Linked DNA regions of Homo sapiens: region 2 is linked to region 1. A link is a contact called in ENCODE Hi-C data. All regions are on one chromosome and are shown on one strand. The core of a region is the stretch at or near the end of the contact, and the rest is flanking DNA. Distances in the headings are between cores, read along the strand shown. Region 1 overlaps TARID (TCF21 antisense RNA inducing promoter demethylation). Region 2 has its middle 7.0 kb from the start of SLC2A12.

Region 1 (5,025 bases), core at 1,079-3,578:
GTGTGGAAACTTGGCTCTGTGAATTTCTTCCATACTTGCATTTATTAGGGCAGCTGCTCTTTCAGTCTCTGATTCACTTTGCTTCAGATCCCAGTCCCTTTTGGTTTTCTCTATTTGGATTTAATAACTGAGTCCTGGATCCTTTAATGCTAAATAATAGGCTGCATAGGGCACTGCCTCTGGTTATTACTTTGTCCATTACAACTATGCCCTAATACCAGGCCCAGGCCTGGGGATACTGCTGGCCACTTAACCCTTGGGGTAGAGGGAGGGAGATGCCACCCCATGACACTGCCACACCCAGAGCTTACACTTGGCATAGTTACACCTTTTCCAGCACTGACCACTCTCCCTGCATTTTGCATCCTCTCATTCCTGTTGCAATGTCCAGAGCCCTCATGATGCTTCCTTGCTCTCTGCTTCACATAATTCTTCATTCTCCCCAACCAGCGTTTTCTGAACAGTACCCAACATTCCAGACTTTTCCCACCCCCTCTTCCAGTTTCTGATCCTCATTTAAGTGAATGCCTCATCCTACCAAGGATTCAGTTTCTGCAGAGGAAAGTTGACTCATCTATAAGTCTCTAAGCAAATAGAAAATAAAATAAGTTTTAAAACAACAGATTGAAATCTCTGCCACCGAGGGCTCAACACGACCCTTTATGTAGCAGCGCGGGGCGCAGAAGGAATTCAGGGACCCTTTTCCCACTTGCAGTGACTTTTGATGCATGTGTTTCAGTAGCTTCTGGAGATGGGCTACGTGGAAATACAGAACGATTCTCAAGTAGATTTGAGACAACTCCGAGGAGTCTGAGAAATTTGGGGGAAGAATTTGAACTTGCCTGCAATTCCCAAGCAGTAGAGGAAGTTGGTCGGATGATTACTTGCAGGTTCGTGTTGTCTGTGAAAAAAACAAGTTTGATTAAATAATCAGCAAAACCTGGATAGTCAGAAAAGACTTGAGAGCAAGTGAGAAAATTCCAAGTATCCCCTCCATCTTTCTTTTAGTACCTAACACAGTACATGACACATAGAAGGAGCACCACAGATATCTGTTCGATTACACCCTGATTGCACTTACTGCTCTCTGAGGCCAAAAGATATAGGGTCGAACGTTTTGAGCAGAAAATAACTGGCTCAAGGCTGAGGAAAAACAACAGTAACACGAACCATAACAACAAAATCTACGCTGGGAGCGGTGGCTCACACCTGTAATCCCAGCACATTGGGAGACAGAGGCATGCGGATCACATGAGGCCAGGAGTTCGAGATTAGTCTGGCCAACATGGTGAAACCCTGTCTCTACTAAAAATACAAAAAAAAAAAAAAAAAAAAAATTTAGCTGGGCGTGGTGGCACACGCCTGTAATCCCAGCTACTGGGAAGACTGAGGCAGGAGAATCGCTTAAACCTGGGAAGCGGAGGTTACTGTGAGCCGAGATCGCGCATGGCACTCCAGCTTGGGCAACAGAGCGAAACTCCGTCTCAAAACAACAACAAAAACCTAAGGAGTGAGATAAGAATAAAGACGTTTCTTTATTCCTCATAAGAACCCCTCACCAGGTCCTTCCCTAGAAATAAGCTAATTATTGTTAAAATTTATTCAGTTAAAGGAAAAAACGCCATCAATCCTTTTCTTTCCTCCTTCCCTTCATTATTCAGGTTTCTGAAAGTCTTCCCACTGGCAATACCTCAGAAGGACACCAGAGGACGATGTATTTTAACTGTTCGGATTCTCTCTAAAACCCCATCTTTCTTTTTCAGAGTCTCAAATCTCAACTGACAAATTAACCTAAGAACTATTCCACGAAATAAAGTAGAAGCAGCATGCCTTGTAGAGAAGCCGTGGTATAATGTATTATACTTTAATATTAATATTGTATTTTACACAGAATTTCTGCGAACTGCATGAATACTGATGATTCCAAGCCTAAACAAGAGGGGGAGTACAATCACAACACTCTGGAGATTAGGTGCTTAAAGCTTTCGAAAACGGCAGCCCGCTTTGTTACTGTGGCCGGTTCCTGGCTGGGAACAGGCTCCTTTTCGGCACTACCTACTTGATACGTGTGATGTTGTCACAAACATCTAGAAAAAACATTAGTTCTCAGGAAAAGAATAACAGGAGACACGTATATTGCCATATGAAAACAAGTATACATACGTGTGTATGCATGTGTATATTTGTACAAATTATGACCCCCTCGAAAACCTATGATCAGTGTCTCAAATATTAACATTACAGATAGTATTCCATCATTCCTGACTGCAACTGACAGGAGTTTCACTGAGAAGTGAGGATCGGAGCTTTGGTGACTCAGCTCTTTGTAGTCACCCCAGCAGGGTGTGTCATATGAGGGCCACGGAGCATGCATCATCCTGAGGAAGGTGTTTAAAACCAGCTCCCCTCGATGAGACAATCTCAGCGCTCCCTCTAGCTAAACCTGGCCTTATTGCCCTAACTCTAGTACACCAGATTTAAATATGCTTCACATAAAATACATTTGTCAAAAAGTACTAGAAATTAAGCACTTAGAAGCAACATCCAACTTATTAATGAAACTATAATTTTTCCTCAATATCTCAGCAATGATGAAGTAAACTAACTTTAGGGTAGACGTTAAAGCGTTATTTGCCATACATTTTTGCAATTCTAGCCCTCTTTAAACCTACTTGCAGAAAGTTATTAGCCCCAATGTCCATAAAATCCTTCTAAAAGAAGCTAATTCTTCTTCCCCAGCACCCAAAGTTGTTTGTGTTTTCTGTGAAGATATATTTAATATTCAGAAATTACTCTGTGACTTGCAAAATACAACTGACTCAAAATATATAAGTAGTGGGAGGGATTCTAACCTATAAATAAAAACCTCTTAAGTCTCAAAACATTTTAAGTAATTTTAAAACATTTTAAAATTTTAGAAAATAATTTATTGAATTAAAATAGTCAGCAATTACTGGTTATTACTAACATGAGCAAAATCACTGACAATTCAACTAAATTAAATCTATGAAAATCTGGGATTTAAGAATAATGTATTTATAATTTCTACAGAGGACAAGCCATAAATATTTTAACTTGAGAGTCTCGCATATATACACATTGTGAGCTAAATTAATCAAAACACTTGCTTAAAAAATTAACTATGCTTGAGGTGTCATGGTAGAGATCATATTTTAATGTATCAGAAAGAGATTTGATGCTTGACTAATTTCATTTAAGTGCATATTTCTTGATTATCATCCAACATCCCAGAATCTTATTTCCCTCATCTGAACCAACAATTAGAAATAGAGCAAATATTATTAGACAACATCCATGAAAATATATTCAACTTCATTACCAAAGAAATGCAAATTACAATCTATATAAGAAAAATATAAAAATAATGAAGTATTTTTAAATCAATAAAATATATAGTTTTAATGAGCACATGATGAAACTAGTATATTCATACATTGCTAGTTTTAATAAATATTAAAGCAAGTCATTTTGTAAAACAATTTTGCAGCATAGTTCAAAATATAGGATTCCATTCATTCGGAAAATCCAGAAGTAATAACTGAGCACCTCCAATTCACCGATTTAGGGACTGGAAATGCAATGACCAGCGTAAAGTGACACACCATCCCCGTGCTCATATTGCTTGCTGTTCGGTATTATTTTAAATTGAAAGGAAATAGTTGTATGCAGGTGACTATTCTCTGATATTCTCTGAACATAATTTAAATGCCTAACAGTTGGAAAGGCAACAATTAAATTTTAGCTTATCAATATCCTGTAAAACTATATAACCAATAAAATGAGAATTATGAACAAAGCAATTAGAAAAATGTTTCTGACATAGTATTTGCTGAATGAAAAATAGGAATTGATAATGTGTCATGCATGTAAAAAATAACATGTATAGAAAAAGTCTGGAAAGGAACATTAGAAGAATTTGATGAATTCAATATTTTATATCATGTTCTCCATTACTTTTTGTCACAACAGTTTTATATAATCATTTGAAAGTATTAGTAACTGAGAAAAATAACGTCTTTTCTATAGTGGACATCATAAAACTTACTGTGGCTATCTCACACAATTGTAAATATCTAATGTGTTTCCTGAATTAAGTTTCATAAGAATTCTGTATAGTTTATGAAAAATTTAATTTTGATTGTTTTTTGGAAACCATTTAATCTGTGAGATAATTTTTTGCTACTTACATTAATCTAAACATACTTTATATATCATATCTTTCTATTATTCCCTTATTTGATATTATTAGTTTCCTGGGGCCAAATGAGTTTGGAAATGCTAAACTAATAATGTAAAAGTACTTTGAAACCTGTAAAATGCTTCGTAAATGAAAGATTCTATTATTGTAATGAATGGCTCCTTGATTCATCTTGTTGGGTTTTTTTTTTTTTGTTTCTACTAAGAGGGTTGCCTTAATAAGATTTTTATCTTGAAAAATCTTTCTTCTGTTCCTTCTCCTTATGAGTAAGAAAGATTGACTTTCCCGAAGGGATGTGAAGACATAGTTGGTTTATTGTGTTTAAAACACTTAGAGAAGACTGATAAAGTAAGCCCTTACACCATGAGAATGGTAAAATATCATGCTCACAGGGTGAGCCACACACATCACACACTGTGACATTGCCTGAACCTAGACAACACGGGAAAAGCCATTTTTCTGCAATTCCTGAGCAGAAACAGAACATCTGAAGTTAGAAGGAAGATGTGTGCAAGGTGGAGGGTGCAGTGGGATCACACAACCCCTATCTTCAGCGTTTCAGAATGAGAGAGAGGAATTTTAATTGAAGGGATAATGAAAGTTTTGTTTTCTATGTTTTCTGTTTATGTTGTATTTGTTTAGCTACTTCTTTTTTCCTACAATAAAAAGCTGAGGCAGGAGGTTACTAAGGATATGGGAAGTTGTGATTTGAGAGGAGAAGAACCCGCAGAGCTGACAAGGAGACCTGAGCAGACTGGAGAAGGAACTTAAAGGAGGAGACTCAACTCCTTAAGAACCACTAAAAA
Region 2 (5,025 bases), core at 660-3,159, 490 kb after region 1:
ATGTCATATCTATTAGTTTGGCCCATGTCTGTCTTTGTACTGCCCAGCTACGTGGAATGAGCACTGTTCTTCCTTTGATTAGCTATTTTTCCAAATAAAGTATTTTTAACTTAAAAATCTCTCTCAGTCCGATTGCCATGACCCTTGGATGGAGGGCATTAACAAAAAGCTGTTCAATGATTAAACCTTTCCTTGAGATTAACCTGCCTTTGATACCATGAAGTCAGAAAAAGTTGCTTGATCATACATGACAACAAGCAGTAGTTATTGGGTTGGGAACTCTGGTCTGCTTTCATTACATGTCCCTTGTTTGCCAGACAATAAGGAGGGCACTGCACAGAAAATGACTACTTTCCAAGTTTAAATAATCTGAATAACTCAGGGAAAATCTGGAGCAGAAAGCTTACTGAAATGCGAAACCTTGTGCTCAGCTTCTGAAGATGAACTCATTATATTTCAGCTCAGGTGGACATGTTAGAGCTTGTCACGGGCTTTTATTTTCTTCTAGGCTGCCCAGGATCAGAAGATCCTTCCTGTGTTGGGAATCCCCCTCTGCAAGGAAGAACCTGTCTCCTAAACAGAAGCTGGAAAGGCCTGATACTCCCTTTTCTCTTAGGACCAGGCTCTGCCAAGCAGTTCATGCACCCTGGATTTTGCATCAGAAGCTGTAGCACAAAGTAGCAGGATCTACAGGCCCCACCTTCCAGTGAGGATGGTGGCAGTGGCTCTGGCCAAAATATTTAATGTCAGAGTTGCTAGATATACACTGTTAGGTATGTGCTCAGGGGTGGCTAGATTAGCTCAAAGCAGGATTTGGGGAGTTATTCTTGACTACAGTTTCCAAGTTGGAGTTGGTTTCTGTTGCTTTAAACCAAGAACTAGGAATGACACCAGACTCAACTAGATAAGTCCTTTTTCATGTGTGCAGAAGCAGATTAATCAGGAAGCTAATGAAGTTTAAGCTGCAGGGCCCCTCACCCACACCAGCCCTTCCAAGACCCTGGGAGGCACCCAGCAATGCATTTATATAATGATATGTTTTGTAAAATTTGCTAAAATGAAATAACTGCAATCAGTTAAGACCACTAATGCTTTGCACCTGGCCAGCAACATCTTGTTTCCTTTGTGTCATGTGACATAAGGGTGGCCATGGAATATTTGGGATCTGACTTAAGATCAGTGAAGTTAGAAAAAAAATTTTTTTTTGTATTTTTTTTTTTAGACAGAGTCTCACTCTGTCACTCAGGCTGGAGTGCAGTGGCACAATCTTGGCTCACTGCAACCTCTGCCTCCCGGGTTCAAGTGGTTCTCCTCCCTCAGCCTCCTGAGTAGCTGAGATTACAGGTGCACACCACCATGCCCAGCTAATTTTTTTTTTTTTTTGTATTTTTAGTAGAGATGAGGTTTCACCATGTTGGCCAGGCCATTCTCAAACTCCTGACCTCAAGTGATCCACCTGCCTCGGCCTCCCAAAGTGCTGGAATTACAAGCGTGAGCCACTGTACTGGGCCTGGTTTTGGTTTCTCATGGATAGTTCACAAGCACTTAACTAATATAGAGTTAAGCCCTCACTAGCTCTCTTGGAATAGAAAAGACTTCCAGGAATTCTCTTGCTCCTCACTATGCCATCTCATGCCGTGCATATCCCACATTATCACTCACGTGGCACAAAGATGGAAAAGCACAGGGCTAGAGGCTATCTCTCAGTGTGAACTTGTCCTACAGCTCCCAGGGCCATGGCAGAGGGCCATGCTAGAGGACAGACTGGGTTCTTTTATTTTCTTTATATAGAAAGTAATGTCACAAAAAAATTGTGTTACAAAAAAAAGATCAAAATGTGTGCAATCAAAAAATGAAGGGAAAAAAGTATTATGGAAGTGTATCAGGTAATTCCTGGATTATGCAATTTTTGTAATGCTTGGCAGCTTTTTATCATTTGTAATTTACTGCCAGGCATGATAGCTCATGCCTGTAATCCCAGCACTTTGGGAGACCAAGACGGACAGATCGTTTGAGCCCAGGAGTTTGAAACCAGCCTGGACAATATGGTGAAACTCTTTCTCTACAAAAAATACAAAAATTAGCTAGGCATGGTGGCACATGTCTGTAGTCCCAGCTGCTTGGGAGGCTGAGGTAGGATTGCCTGAGCCTGGGAGGCAGAGTTTTCAGTGAGCTGAGCTCATGCCACTGAGCTGAGATCACACCACTGTACCTCAGCCTGGGTGGCAGAGCTAGATAGACCCTGTCTAAATTTTTTAAAAATTGTAATTTATCAAAATAAATATTCACCTTTTTTTTTTTTTTTTTTTGAGACAGAGTCTCACTCTGTCGCCCAGGCTGGAGTGCAGTGGTGTAATCTTGGCTTACTGCCAGCTCCCAGGTTCACGCCATTTTCCTGCCTCAGCCTCCCAAGTAGCTGGGACTGCAGTCACCCGCCACCATGCCCGGCCAAATTTTTGTATTTTTAGTAGAGACAGGGTTTCACCATGTTAGCCAGGATGGTCTCGATCTCCTGACCTCGTGATCCGCCCGCCTCGGCCTCCCAAAAAGCTGGGATTACAGGTGTGAGCCACTGCACCTGGCCTGTATTCTTATTTTTTAAAACAGAGCCCCCAAATTTTATAAACATCAGGCCCCACAAAACTTGGTTCTGCCCCTATGAATATGTTGGAGAAGTATAGTTCTTTCCAGATGACCATGTTTACTAAAAACCTTGTACCTCCATTCAGTCCTCCTCATCCCCATTACCACCCTCTAAATCCGGGCCACCTTATAATCTCCCACGGGAAGAGCTGCAATAGCCTCTAACAGGTCTTCCTGTGGGCATTCTTGCTTTCCTAAGCCCATTCTCCACAGTGGTGCCAAGATTTTTTCTAAAATCTAAATACTTAAATGGCTTTCAGTTGTTTTAAACTTTTCTCCAACTTCTAGTTGTTCTTAGGGTTGATCTAAATTTCTTCATGAGGCTTAAAATGCCCCACAGGGTCTTGCATGGGCTGATCCCTCCAGGTCCATCTCTTGCCACTTCCTGACTCGACCTCTGCAATCTGGTCCCATCATGAACTATATGGTGGAGATGCCAATCATCGCCTCCTTGACCTGATATTCTTTTAGACAGTCTTGTCTCACACTTTATTGTGGTTCCCATCTCCCCACCCGCTCCTGTCCCCCACCAGCCTCCAGCAAAATTAAATTAACCAGGAGTAGATGTCTCATGCTCAGGGAGCCGATAGGACAGGCTAGGGTCCTCTCTTTCAGATCCTTTTTCTCTCTGATTAGGTTAGGGGTTGTTATATCAATTGTAGTTCAGTGCAGGAACTTCAAGTAGGAAGAAATTTAGCACAGAGAATTGGGTGCTTATATTTTCACTGGAAAGCCTGAAAGATTCCAAGCATTCAGGAATGACTCCCAGAATAATACAGAGCTGACTCATCAGCTGGGCTCCTACATCTGAGCTGCCCAATGGAGCCATGAGTTCAGGAATGCATTGTTTAAACCCAGAGAGCAGACCATTTCTGCTCCCATACCTGCATTCTCTAGGAAGCTATAGATACTGGAATGTCACCTCAGGAAAATCTCGTATCTGCCTGATTCCCTAGGATAGCAGAAACTCCCCAAAGAGGAAAACAAAAAGAAAACAAACACACTCCCTTCATATTCATCTTCGTGCAGGTGCATCTAACTGATATCTACACCCCTACTGCAAGGAAACCTGGGAAATGTAGCTTTCTAATCAATCTCTCCAGTGGGAGGGAAGGCAGGATGGAAGTTGAGAGGGCCACGCTGCTGTATCCGGCATCATAGTGAATGTTTGTGTCAATAGATCATATGAGCTGGGGCTTCAGGTCTGGGCCCTAGCAGGCCAAAGCTGAAGTTGTAATAGCAGGAGCAAAAGGGACATGCATAATAAAAGAAGCGTGAGTGCTGGACAATGGAAACTCACAGAATGAAGCAGAAGCAGGACTCTATGGCCCCACGACAAGGGTCTTGGCTTTGGGTTTTCTGTGAGGCCTAGCTGTGGTGTTTTTTGTTTGTTTGTTTTTTGACGAAGTTTCACTCTTGTTGCCCAGGCTGGAGTGCAATGGCGGAATCTCAGCTCACTGCAACCCCTGCGTCTGGGATTCAAGCAATTCTTCTGCCTCAGCCTCCCAAGTAGCTGGGATTACAGGTGCCCACCACCGCATCCACACCTGGCTAATTTTTTGTATTTTTAATAGAGACGGGGTTTCACCATGTTGGCCAGGCTGGTCTCGAACTCCTGACCTCAGGTGATTCACCCATCTCGGCCTCCCAGAATGCTAAGACTACAGGCATAAGCCACCACATCCGGCCCTGGCTGTGTTTTACACTTGCCCTTCTATGCTGAGGGACTGACTGATATCCTCTTTTCTATCCCCGCTCACTCCCTATCCATCCCCATTTGCAAGGCACTTCTGTCTTCTCTGACCTTCCCTCCCCCGGGGCTGGGCCAAGTGCTCTCCTCTCTGCTCCCAGGGCACATATTGCTCTCACAGACGGAGCATTAAACAGAGAGTGCTGTGATAATTCACTAATCTGTTTTCCCTATTAGTGTGTCAACACCATGAGCACAAGGTCGTGATCACCTTGTTCATACTCCTTCAGAGTTTGGCATGGTGTCTGAAACCTTGAGTTGCTCACTAAATATGTATTTAAAGAAATCCAGGAGAAAAGGAGGAAGAAGAAAAGGGTATACACAATCAAACTTCTGATCAACCTTATGTTGTTTCATTGCAGCATCCTTTTGAAAGTAGGTTCTAGGCCTAGTCTTGGTTCTAATTCTGGCTGTACCACTTACAAGCTCTAGAACCTCTTTAATGCCTCAGTTTCCTTTTTTCTAATAGATAAGGACAACAATAGCAGCCATCTCATAAGCTTCTTGTGATGATTAAATGAATTAATATATAGAAAGTAATTAGAACAGTATCTGACCATAGTCATCTGCAATAAATGATAGCTGTTGCTGCATCCAAGGGACTCCATAGAAGTATATAGTAATAATAGAAA

What was found. A loop is a pair of places that touch in the nucleus more often than their neighbours do. Pooled maps may share reads with other maps.
Region 2: a map of aorta shows a loop between it and region 1 (3-fold over the local background). The contact joins two enhancer-like sites. A Hi-C loop is called at or near these places in 1 of 168 maps with a recorded cell type or tissue (aorta) and 9 of 50 pooled maps.

What each region holds. Positions count from the first base shown.
Region 1 is chr6:133,567,348-133,572,372 of GRCh38, forward strand. It overlaps TARID (TCF21 antisense RNA inducing promoter demethylation), which reads right to left. Exons shown (of 9, transcript NR_109982.1): 5 at 843-901. Among named protein-coding and RNA genes, the nearest start is that of EYA4-AS2, 110 kb to the left of the region's middle. Within about 2 kb of position 2,329, at least 12 of the 41 ENCODE cell types and tissues checked have a DNase peak (open chromatin) inside an H3K27ac peak, as active enhancers do.
Region 2 is chr6:134,057,147-134,062,171 of GRCh38, forward strand. No RefSeq gene overlaps it. Among named protein-coding and RNA genes, the nearest start is that of SLC2A12, 7.0 kb to the left of the region's middle. RefSeq lists enhancers at 3,214-3,878, 3,879-4,543. Within about 2 kb of position 1,910, at least 4 of the 41 ENCODE cell types and tissues checked have a DNase peak (open chromatin) inside an H3K27ac peak, as active enhancers do.